Linked DNA regions of Homo sapiens: region 2 is linked to region 1. A link is a contact called in ENCODE Hi-C data. All regions are on one chromosome and are shown on one strand. Each heading gives the region's core, a stretch centred on a gene start or an enhancer-like site at or near the end of the contact. The rest is flanking DNA. Distances are from core to core; before and after follow the strand shown.

Region 1 (5,323 bases), core at 1,119-3,618:
CCTAAAGAGAGAGGAACTGCCCTTCTAATTACTGGAAAGTGTGAAGTATTGAACAACATAAATGCACTTTCCTTTTAAAAGCAAACCGTAGTTCAGTGGAGTCTAATACAGACTCAGTCCCTCAGCTGCAGCTCTAAAAAGCTCTGAAAAACAACACTTTTTTTTTTTTTGGTAAGTCTTAGAGAAGCTCTCGTAGTGATAACACCTGCTCTAAACAGACACACAGCTCTTTATAGTCTTTATTTATTCCACTTAGTGAGAATATTCATGTTCTTAAATGTAAAAGTACAGAAATATTAATGCATGGAATTACAGGATTCTCTCCAGACTATATTGGAATGGCATGTAACCAGCAGGGTCAACATGTATGTTTACCTTTCTAAATTCTGAGCAATGTCTTTCTCAGTTCTGAAATTTAGATTCTAAATTTTAATTCCAAATTCTGAAAAAGCTTGAATTCCAAAATACGTCTTGGCACAAGCATATTGGATTATAACCATGGGCAAACAATGTGCTAAATAAGTGAAGTTCTACTAAGAAGTCTTCCATTAAAAAAAAGCAGAGAGATTAGACCTGCATTTAGAATATTAAATAGGGGCCTAACAAAGATCAGGGTGATTCATTTCTAAAGTGAAATCTAGCAATAAAATAACGTTTCTACCAATTTCATCTCTCAGGAAAGATAAAGACCTAAAGTATACACCCCATTTTTATCCTAGCTTAAAACTTTCTAGTTATTAAGACTATTATAAAATCCTATTTTATATTTCACTTCAAATACAGAGGCTTAAAAAAAAATCTTCCCACAATCCCTCAGTAGAAAAATCTCTTTTTTCCTAGTGTTCAAATCCAACCTTTTCAAATCCAAGGTAGAAGAGTAAGAGGATAAGACACAAATCAAGTAATTTGATTATAATCTCTCATTCAAATACACTTTAAAGTGCACTTCAAATACAGGGGATAATACAAATCAATTTCTGTTTTAATGCAAGAGTTTTCTAAATACGTTAAAACAAAAGTGCCGTTCAGAACAAAAATGATTTGATAAAATAATTTCAACTGACAAAGATTTCTCACTTAAAACACTTAATAATTTACATGTATTTAAGCCTTTTTGAGAAAATATAATTCTATCTATGCACTGCTCGGACTTTCACTGGGGAGAAGGAGGACATCAATGTATTTAGTTGCATTTAATTAAAATGCTGCCTGTGTGAAGGCAATGAATTTGTCCCTACTAAGACAAAGAAGTCAGATGGTAGAATCAATTCCATTTCTTCCAGGAACTCTTAGGGATTAAATGGTTCCTTTTTTTATTTTTAATACCAAGAATCAGATATGGCACAACATCTTCAACTCTTTTTTTTTTTTACTACACGCTGCAATGCTTTGAACTCTACTTGAGTTCGACTGAATCTTTGCTAAGTCAGGCAAAACTCAAAAAATATTTTGCAACACTGTTTCCAACGTAAAAAAAGATTCAAACTCTCACTTCTCCAATTGTCTTTCTAGTCCTTGAACATTCCAACAAAAGAATGGATTGCATTTATATAGTTTTTAGGTGGGCTTAAGGTTTTGGAGCCACATTGCCAAAAACAGACAAACAGACAAAAAGAAACACCCTTAACTCTTAACTCAAATTTACATTTTACTACATAAAACTTTCTTGCTCTCCAAGTTCATTGGCTAAGTAAATTACTTGACAATGAAAATGTATCCACAAGAGTAATTATGCTAAATTTTAGTAGTGGTTCAGAAGGGTTGTTGTTTGAATGCAACTGCTGTTTCTTTTTGTAGTAAAAGATTTGTCTAAGCTCATAAGACGTCTGGACATTTCTACTTTGAGTAACTTTGATAAACACTGCGGCATTTTCCAGTGGATTCGTGTAAATGGCCAAAGGAAAATGTTCTAGCTCCAAGATCGACTTCCTCGCGCTGTGCCTGATCCCAATCCCGCGTCTCCCGAGGGCCGGGCCGCGACCGCACTTTCCGCGCTCCCTGGGGGCCTGGGCGCCCTGGGGTGCCCGGGTCACTTTCCGCACGGTCTGACCTCCGTCCCCTCCGCCCAGGCCTGAGCCCCTCTCTCCCGGCGCAGCTTCTGGATCCCGAGCGCGGGTAGGTTCAGGAGCGAAGCTGGCGGAACCCACCTGTATTTTATTCACATGGTTTCAGCACTTTTACCTCGGCCGATGAAGGTAGAACAAGAAAGGGCATGAAAGCAGCGCGTCGTTCCCCGTAACCTCCTCTCCTTACCAGAAAGTCCCGGCCGGGTAGGGGACGCGGCCACACCTACCTGCGCCAGGTGAGGCGAGGGCGGGCGCAGCGCGGGGCCACCCGCTCCTCCTCGCTCTCCAGCCGCCGCCGGGGTGGCCTCAGCCGCCGGGCCCGCGGCTCTTCCTCATTTTGGGCAACTTCCTTAACGCGCCCGGGCAGGCGGCCCGCACTTCCTCCCAGTGTCGCGCCCCGCCGCCCTGGCCCGCCCTGCTGACCGCGCCCATGAGCCCGGAGCTGGGCGGGAATCGGCTGAAGCGCCGGGCGAGGCCCGCGGAATCGGCCCAGGCGGCGGCAGGTGTAGAGGAGCCCGGGTGGGGCGCGCCTCTCTCCTCCCGCCGGACAAGGGCCCTTCGCAGGCAGAGAAGGTGGGGCTGCCCGGGACATGGACCGCATCGGTCCCCCTCCTCCCCGCCAGCGCGGTGGCTTCTGTGACTGCCCAGGACCCACAGACACCCAGCGGCCCTTTCCTTTTGCTATGCAGTGCCGGGGAAGAGACTCCACTGCATGGCATATTCCCTGGAGTGTATCTTGGTCACCAAACCAACAAGCTCCAAGCTACTGTGCTGGAGCACTCGGGAGGCCTGGGCAGTGCTGAGAGGGACCCTGTAGGTGAACACCAGACTTCACGGCGCACTAGTGGGCAATGGGGCACGCTGCTTCTGAAGGCTTTAATTATTACAAAAGGCTTTGCTTCCTTCTTACCATGACGGCTCTGACGTCCACAACCAAATAAATTAAACCTATAGCCCTAAGAATGGTTTTGAGATACCCGCCTGATACCCTTCTCCCAACCCATCCCCCTTTTCCTTTTGGACATTCCTCTTTAAAATGTTCCCACAAAACGGCATCCAGACCTTCTTGATAACACTGGTTGGCAGTGCCTGTTTTAAAAAGCTTTACCCTAAGCCAAAATGCGAGAAGCAAAAAAATATATATATAATGTGCTGGATTGTAATTGCCATGGAGAAAATATAGGGATGGGACTATTTACACTTATTGGAGCCCCCAGCCTTTTCTGCTTCCAGGGTTATTGGATTTTCATTCATTTTTGCCATTATTTTTTCTAAACCTGTTAAAAGAAAACTTCAGCAGAATTAAATTTAAAGCAGTTTAATTGAGTAATGAATGATTTGCGAATGGGGCAGCTTCCAGAATCACAGCGGATTCAGAGACTCCAGGGATGCCTCATGGTCAGAACATATTTATAGACAAAAAAAGGGAAGTGACATACAGAAATTGGAGGTAAGGCAGAGAAACAACTGGATTGGTTACAGGTTGGCTTTTGCCTTCTTTGAACACAGTTTGAACACTCAGCAGTGTATGAATGGTTGAAGTATGGCCACTGGGATTGGCCAAGACTCAGCTATTGTTAAAGGCACATACTCCTAAATTAGGTTTTCAATCTTGTCTGCCTATTAAGCTAGGTTACAGTTCATCCACAAGGACTCAAATATAGAATACAGAGTCCTTCTCAGATCATACTTAGGTTGCTTTAACAAACATAAATGGAAGATTTTGATAATGGTTATATTTGCTTATCATTGGACTTAATTTTGCTTCAACTACCCGAAAAAATAGCCATTGTTCCTGAGATGGAGCCTGCAGAATGTCTACAGATGGTTTTCAGAGTTGTCAGCATTATTGGAGATGAACACTAGGGGACCAGTGTGTACAAAGCAAACCCAGCCTGCACAAAGATTGCAGTTTTCTCAGGCTTTCACCTGATGGAAATGAGGGGGAAATTCTAGATCCATCTACAACCTCCTTCCTTTACACTGCTGTGTTCCTTTCCCCCTTTGAGTCACCTTCCGCATTACTTAGTATCATGTAGTAATTTTTTTTTTTTTTGAGACGGAGCCTCACTCTGTTGCCCAGGCTGGAGTACAGTGGCCCGATCATCTCAGCTCACCGCAAGCTCTGCCTCCTGGGCTCACGCCATTCTCCTGCCTCAGCCTCCCGAGTAGCTGGGACTATAGGCGCCCGCCACCATGCCCGGCTAATTTTTTGTATTTTTAGTAGAGACGGGGTTTCACCGTGTTCGCCAGGATGGTCTCGATCTCCTGACCTCGTGATCTGCCTGCCTTGGCCTCCCAAAATGCTGGGATTACAGGCGTGAGCCACCATGCCTAGCCTAAAAGATGGTTCACATTATGTATCATCAGGGAAATGCAAATGAAGACAGTAAGATATCAGTATGGCCCAAATTCGGAACACTGACCGCAGTGAACACTAGTGAGGATGTGAAGCAATAGAAATACTCATTCATTGCTGTTGTGAATGCAAGATGGTACAGCCACTGTGGAAGACAGTTTGGCAGTTTCTTATGAAACTAAACATCCTCTTACAACATGAGTAATTATAAGAGGATTGTCCTTCTTGGTATTTACCCAAAGTAGTTGGTATTTACCTAAAGTAGTACCCAGTAATTGTGCTTCTTGGTATTTACCCAAAGGAGTTCAAACCTTATGTTCACACAAAAATCTGCACACAAATGTTTACGCTGGCTTTATTTACTAAGTTTATTGCCAAAACTTGGACACAAACAAGATGTCATTCAGTAAGTGAATGGATATATAAACTCTTGTACATCAGTGTAATGGAATATTGTTCCACACTAAAATGAAATGCACTAGCAAGTTATGAAAAGAAATGGATGAAATCTAAATGCATATTACCAAGTGAAAGAAGCCCTCTGAAAAGGCTACATACTGTATAATTTCAACAGGTGATATTCTGGAAAGAGCCAAACTATCTGGATAGTAAAAAGATCAGTGGCTGCCATGGGCTGGTGGGGAGGGCAGGATGAATAGAAGGAGAACAGAGATTTTTTAGGGCTGTGAAAGTATGCTGTATGATATTACAATGGTGGATACACAGCACTATACATTTGTTAAACACCATACAATATACAACACCAAGAGGGAACATCAGTGTAAACTTCAGGCTTTGGGTGATTATGATGTGTCAAAGTAGGTTCATCAATTGTAACAAATGTACCAGTCTGATGGGGCTGTTGATAATGGGAAAGGCTGTGCATGTGTGAGGTCAG
Region 2 (5,323 bases), core at 2,072-4,571, 5.6 Mb before region 1:
CCTCAGCCTTCCGAGTAGCTGGGATTACAGGCGCCCGCCACTACGCCCGGCTAATTTTTTGTATTTTAAGTAGAGACGGGGTTTCACCCTGTTAGCCAGGATGGTCTCAATCTCCTGACCTCATTCATGATCTGCCCACCTCGGCCTCCCAAAGTGCTGGGATTATAGCTGTCAGCCACCGCGCCCAGCTGAAGGGGCCTATATTTTTAAGAGTTGAAAATGCTACTTTAGTAATATAGTAAGTATCCTGAGATAGGTTTCAGTATTTTTCAGATTTAGTATGTATTGTTGTTACCGGAAAGGGGTCCTGATCCAGACCCCAAGAGAGGGTTCTTGGATTTCTCACAAGAAATAATTCAGGGCGAGTCCGCAGTGCAGAGTGAAAGCAAGTTTATTGAGAAAGTAAAGGAATAAAGAATGGCTACTCCATAGGCAGAGCAGCCCTGAGGGCTGCTGGTTGCCCATTTTTATGGTTATTTCTTGATGATATGCTAATCAAGGGGTGGATTATTCATGCTTCCCCTTTTTAGACCATATAGGGTAACCTTCTGACGTTGCCATGGCATTGTAAACTGTCACGGCGCTGGTGGGAGTGTAGCAGTTGAGGAGGACCACAGGTCACTCTCATGGCCATTTTGGTTTTGGTGAGTTTTGGCCGGTTCCTTTACTGCAACCTGTTTTATCAGCAATGTGTTTATGACCTGTATTTTGTGCTGACCTCCTATCTAATGCTGTGACTTAGAATGCCTTAACCGTCTGGGAATGCAGCCCAGTAGGTTTCAGCCTCATTTTACCCAGCTCCTTTTTAAAATGGAGTTGCTCTGGTTCACAGGCCTCTGACATTATGGGCTGTTAATATCTGAGACAGAACAAAGACATCAGGAATATGATCCATACACTTCAGACAGCTTCTTCATTGCATGAAAATGGAGCCAAACAAGCAAAGATCTGGTATGACCTCAGCTTTGCTCCTGGAATCACCTTCTGCCCAGTTCACACATTCCTGGCATGTCTTTCATTCTCTTGGGGAAGAGAGCAAGTGGAGTTGCCAGGTTACTGTTGATGAAGGGCAATTTTTAGAAGCAGAAAGTCAGCATCCTGTGCTGGATGATTCATCTTGCCCTCTGGGGCATGCTCTGAATGTTAAACAGTAACTATTTGTTGGTGATTAATCTGTTGGATTTTGCTCAACCCCTAATTCGAGTGTCCATGATGGATAGATCACTTTTTTCTTTACACTACTTGTCAAGTATAAAACAGATGGATAACATTTCCCTTCCAACTGATTCAGAAAAATATGTTTTTTGGTATTAAACTGTAAAAACAAAATGTATGTTTACTAAATTAGGTGAAAGTAGGGCTGAACTTTCAACTTTCTAGATCAACCATTACAATATGAAATTTGCCCCTAAACCCTGAAAGTTTTGGAATATGAGAAACGGGACCGAGAAATGTGTGAGTCCCATTTTTCAGCCTTTTCCTCCTTTTGCTCAGCAGACACTGAATATAATCCACAGGCAGTACAGACTTATTCTTCCAAAGGATTTATTATGTAATCTTGTACAAGCCTCAACTTTTCTCATTTATAAAATGGGAAAAATATCTTCCTTACCCAATTGTTGAGTGAACTGTGAAACATCCATATGTATTATTGTGTATCAGTACATATATGCTATTTTTGTAGTAGGCCTCCAGAAAATGGAGGCTATATACTGTTTCATTTCTTAAAAGGATACTTTCACTTGGTTCAAAGTTCAAAAGATAGTTATATATTGTATTTCTTGAAATCTTTTCACTTCTGTTCCCAGCCACACAATTTCCCTCCATGATCCATGTTTCTTTTGCATCTTGCCAGATATTTTATGTACGTCTAAAAGTAAAAACGTATTTTCCCCACTTTAACAATTTTACATAAAATCACACTATTGCTTGTTTTGCCTTTTAAAATAAAAATACATTTTTGAAATTGTTCATATCAGTACAGTTTCCTTTATTTGTTTTTAAACAATTGTGGCTTAATTTAGTCATAGCTGTGCATTTGTGTGTCTTTCACAGAGAGAAAAGCTATTCAGCTTAGTTATCTGTTATTATACAGTCGTGTTCTAACTTAATTACCAATCCTAACCCTTAACCAATGGATATTCATTCATCCATTCAGCAAATATTTATTGAGCCCCTACCGCGAATCAGGCGGTGCCTGGGAATCTGTATTCCCAAGAACAAAACGCAGCTCCCCAGGCCACATCTAGCGGGTAGGAAGCCGGGCAACCCCTCCGCCCGGTCCTTCCTCTGCAGCCTGCGAGCCCCACCCGGGCCGCGGTCGGCGCCAGCCAGGCGGGGCTGGGGCGGGGCGGGCAGAGGACGTTGGGGCTCCGCGCGTCCCGGCGCGAGTACTAGGACGCGGCCGGGGCAGGTGGGGGCCGAGCAAAGTAGGGCGCTGCCCCGACTCCCGGAGCAGCCGCTCGGTAGAGCGGGGTCGCCGGGGTGGGGAGATCCCCGAGGCAACTTCGGGGCATCAGTCCAGGGTGAGAGTGTCTACTCTCGCCCGGCTCTTGTGGCCTCCGCGCCGCGAGCGGCCCGCAGGGACTTCGGAGGCCACTTCCTGGACTCTCCCCTTTCCACAGATGGGGAACCGGAGGCCCACAATCGGCCCGGAGGAGTCAGGGCGGTGCTGACAGGGCTGGTTCACAGAGCGTGCAACAGCTGAGCAGACGGAACTCGATTAAGAAACCAGGCACGCCGGGTGCCCATCAGGACCTCGGGCAGCAGAGACTCCAGCCGCCGGGCGGGTGGTGGGACCGAGGGCGGGGCGGGCGGCGGGGCCCCAGCCCTTTAAACTCCCTGCGCGCGGGAACCGCGGCCCAACAACCAACGGCGGGCGGGGCCGAGCGGGGCGCGCGCCTCCACCGCCCAACGATCACCACCCCCCCCGACCCCGCCCCGCCGCTGTCCAATCAGCCGCCCTCTTGCCGCCCTCCCCGCCGCCCTTGTCTCCCTGGCCCGGACTAACCACGCGGAGGGACGGCGGGGCGGGGCGGCAGGCGGGTGTGTCCGGGCGAGTGGAGACGCCGCGCGCTCCACTGGAGTTTCGAACGCTGTTGGCCCTCCAGACAGAAAAAAATATAAGAGCGGCGGCCAATGGCGAGGTGGGAAGGACCCGCGCGCAGACCCGGCCCCGCCCCGGCCGGCTGGAAAGAAGGCCAGGCCTGGCCATTGGCTCGCGCCGCCTGTCACTCGCCGGTGCGGCCAGCGGGCAGCGGCCTCGCGGTGACTGGTTCCGCCCAGGCGCGAAATGTAACGCGGGAAAAGCCGGGGCAGGCACCGCGGCGGCAGGTTGTTATTTTTGGGGGCTCAGCGCCGCGCGTCCTGCTTTCCTGTCACCGCAAGGGCCGGGCCGCCCGCTGCTTCCCACCCCTGCAGCCTGCGCTGCGGAGTACAAAGAGCGGAGGGCGCGCTTGACCTGGGGCTGGGGTCCAGCCCTGCCCGCCGGTGCCGTCTGCTCAACTAGTTAGGTGGCTGCTGCGCAGGATTCCGGGAAACGTCAGTCTGCCATGAGCCGGCAGGACTGAGCCTGCGACTCGGAGCAGAGCGAGTGAGGGGCAGAGCGGTGCTCAGGAGTGCGGCCCGGGGCCGCCGGAGCTGGGGGTCGGGCCGGGCGATGATCCGGGGCTTCGAGGCGCCCATGGCGGAGAACCCGCCGCCGCCGCCGCCGCCCGTCATCTTCTGCCACGACTCCCCGAAGCGGGTGCTGGTGTCGGTCATCAGGACGACCCCGATCAAGCCAACGTGCGGCGGTGGAGGGGAGCCGGAGCCGCCGCCGCCGCTCATCCCCACCAGCCCCGGCTTCAGCGACTTCATGGTGTACCCGTGGCGCTGGGGCGAGAACGCACACAACGTGACGCTCAGCCCTGGGGCCGCGGGGGCCGCCGCCTCGGCCGCCCTGCCTGCAGCCGCAGCCGCCGAGCACTCGGGGCTTCGTGGCCGGGGCGCGCCCCCGCCCGCCGCCTCGGCCTCCGCCGCCGCCTCGGGAGGTGAGGACGAGGAGGAAGCGAGCAGCCCAGACAGCGGCCACCTCAAGGTGAGCGGCGCGGGCGGGCGGGCGGGCGGGACGTGGGGCAGCCGGGGCCCGTTAACGGTGCGGCGGGCGGGGCGGAGTTGAAAACGCGAGGTCGATCCGGCTACGGCGGGGGCTGCGGCTGACAGGATGCTGACGTCACTGCCGCGCGCCAAAAACCGGCCCCAGTCGGGGGGGGCCTGTCACGTGACAGGCGGGAGCGGCGCGGGAGACCGTCCTTGCGGCAGGTGCAGTGGGCGGGAGCGCGGCCCGGGGTCGCTGGGGAGGCCGGGTCAACGGCCACTGACATCCTCCCGGCGGGCTGCCGAGTCCTCAGTTCCGAGAGGAAACGAGAGGGATGAGGGCCTTGAGTTGTTCCACCGACTGCGAGAGGGCAGGGAGCGCACAGTGTTTGCTCCATTACTGCAGATCGCCCTCGCCCTGTTAAAAGATGCCCTGCAGAGACAGCCGAAGAGCAAGAAAGGACTTCTGGGCCTGTTCTGCGGCTGAAGTTGTGCCTTCGCTGCCTTTCATTTATCCAGCATACTACTTGCTAGGTGTTGAGAGCACATAGTGGAATGGGACGCTAAAATTGCTTGCAGTCTCCGACTGCTTAAAGCTGGGAAGGTCGTTACCACTGGTTCAAACCTATTTTACAGATCAGGCAGCTGGGGCTTACAGTGATTAGTGAGGCGACCTTCCCACGATGGCACAGCTCAGTAGTGGAAGAGCGGGGACTAGGTCGAGGTTTTGTGGCTTTTAGTCCTGCATGTGTTTGGGGTGACTTTCTGCTGACTTATACTGAACTCTGTAGACTGTAAGCTCCAGGTGAGCCAGGAGTATTTCTATCTAGAAGACTATATGACTTTACTACCTTACATTCTGTAAATGCTCAATAAAGGTGCTCAAAAAATATTTGTGTAATGAATGAATGGTGCTAACAGAAGGGTAATATCCAGGTTCCATTTGTTAAGTGGCTGTATAAGATAAGCAATTTGCAAGAGATAACAAGTAAATCACATAGTGGATAACTGCATCTGTATCAGCACATAATGTATAAGTTGAAACGAGTTTGATCATTTTACATGCAGTCACAAGGATGTTGAAACTACATTGTTTGGGTTTTGAGGAAATTGATATATTTTATGTGGCATTATTATTAAATAATTATAAGGTTATAAAACTATAGGTTTTTATACACTTCAGCTCTTGAAACTGCACCTCAGTAAACATTTGAAAGAACAGAACCTGGGCCGGGTGCGGTGGCTC

What was found. A loop is a pair of places that touch in the nucleus more often than their neighbours do. Pooled maps may share reads with other maps.
Region 2: a loop to region 1 is called in a map with no recorded cell type, with 16 times the contacts of the local background. The contact joins the promoter of ZNF367 here to the promoter of SYK in region 1. A Hi-C loop is called at or near these places in 2 of 37 single-sample maps with no recorded cell type and 2 of 50 pooled maps.

The regions. Positions count from the first base shown.
Region 1 is chr9:90,798,864-90,804,186 of GRCh38, reverse strand. SYK (spleen associated tyrosine kinase) reads right to left here and starts at 2,368. Exons shown (of 14, transcript NM_003177.7): 1 at 2,294-2,368. RefSeq lists silencers at 2,230-2,389, 2,410-2,619.
Region 2 is chr9:96,416,368-96,421,690 of GRCh38, reverse strand. ZNF367 (zinc finger protein 367) reads left to right here and starts at 3,321. Exons shown (of 5, transcript NM_153695.4): 1 at 3,321-4,078. The coding sequence starts at 3,659. RefSeq lists enhancers at 1-440, 257-1,456, 1,973-2,506, 2,507-3,040, 4,515-4,754 and silencers at 2,175-2,444, 2,705-3,364, 3,475-3,614, 3,915-4,154.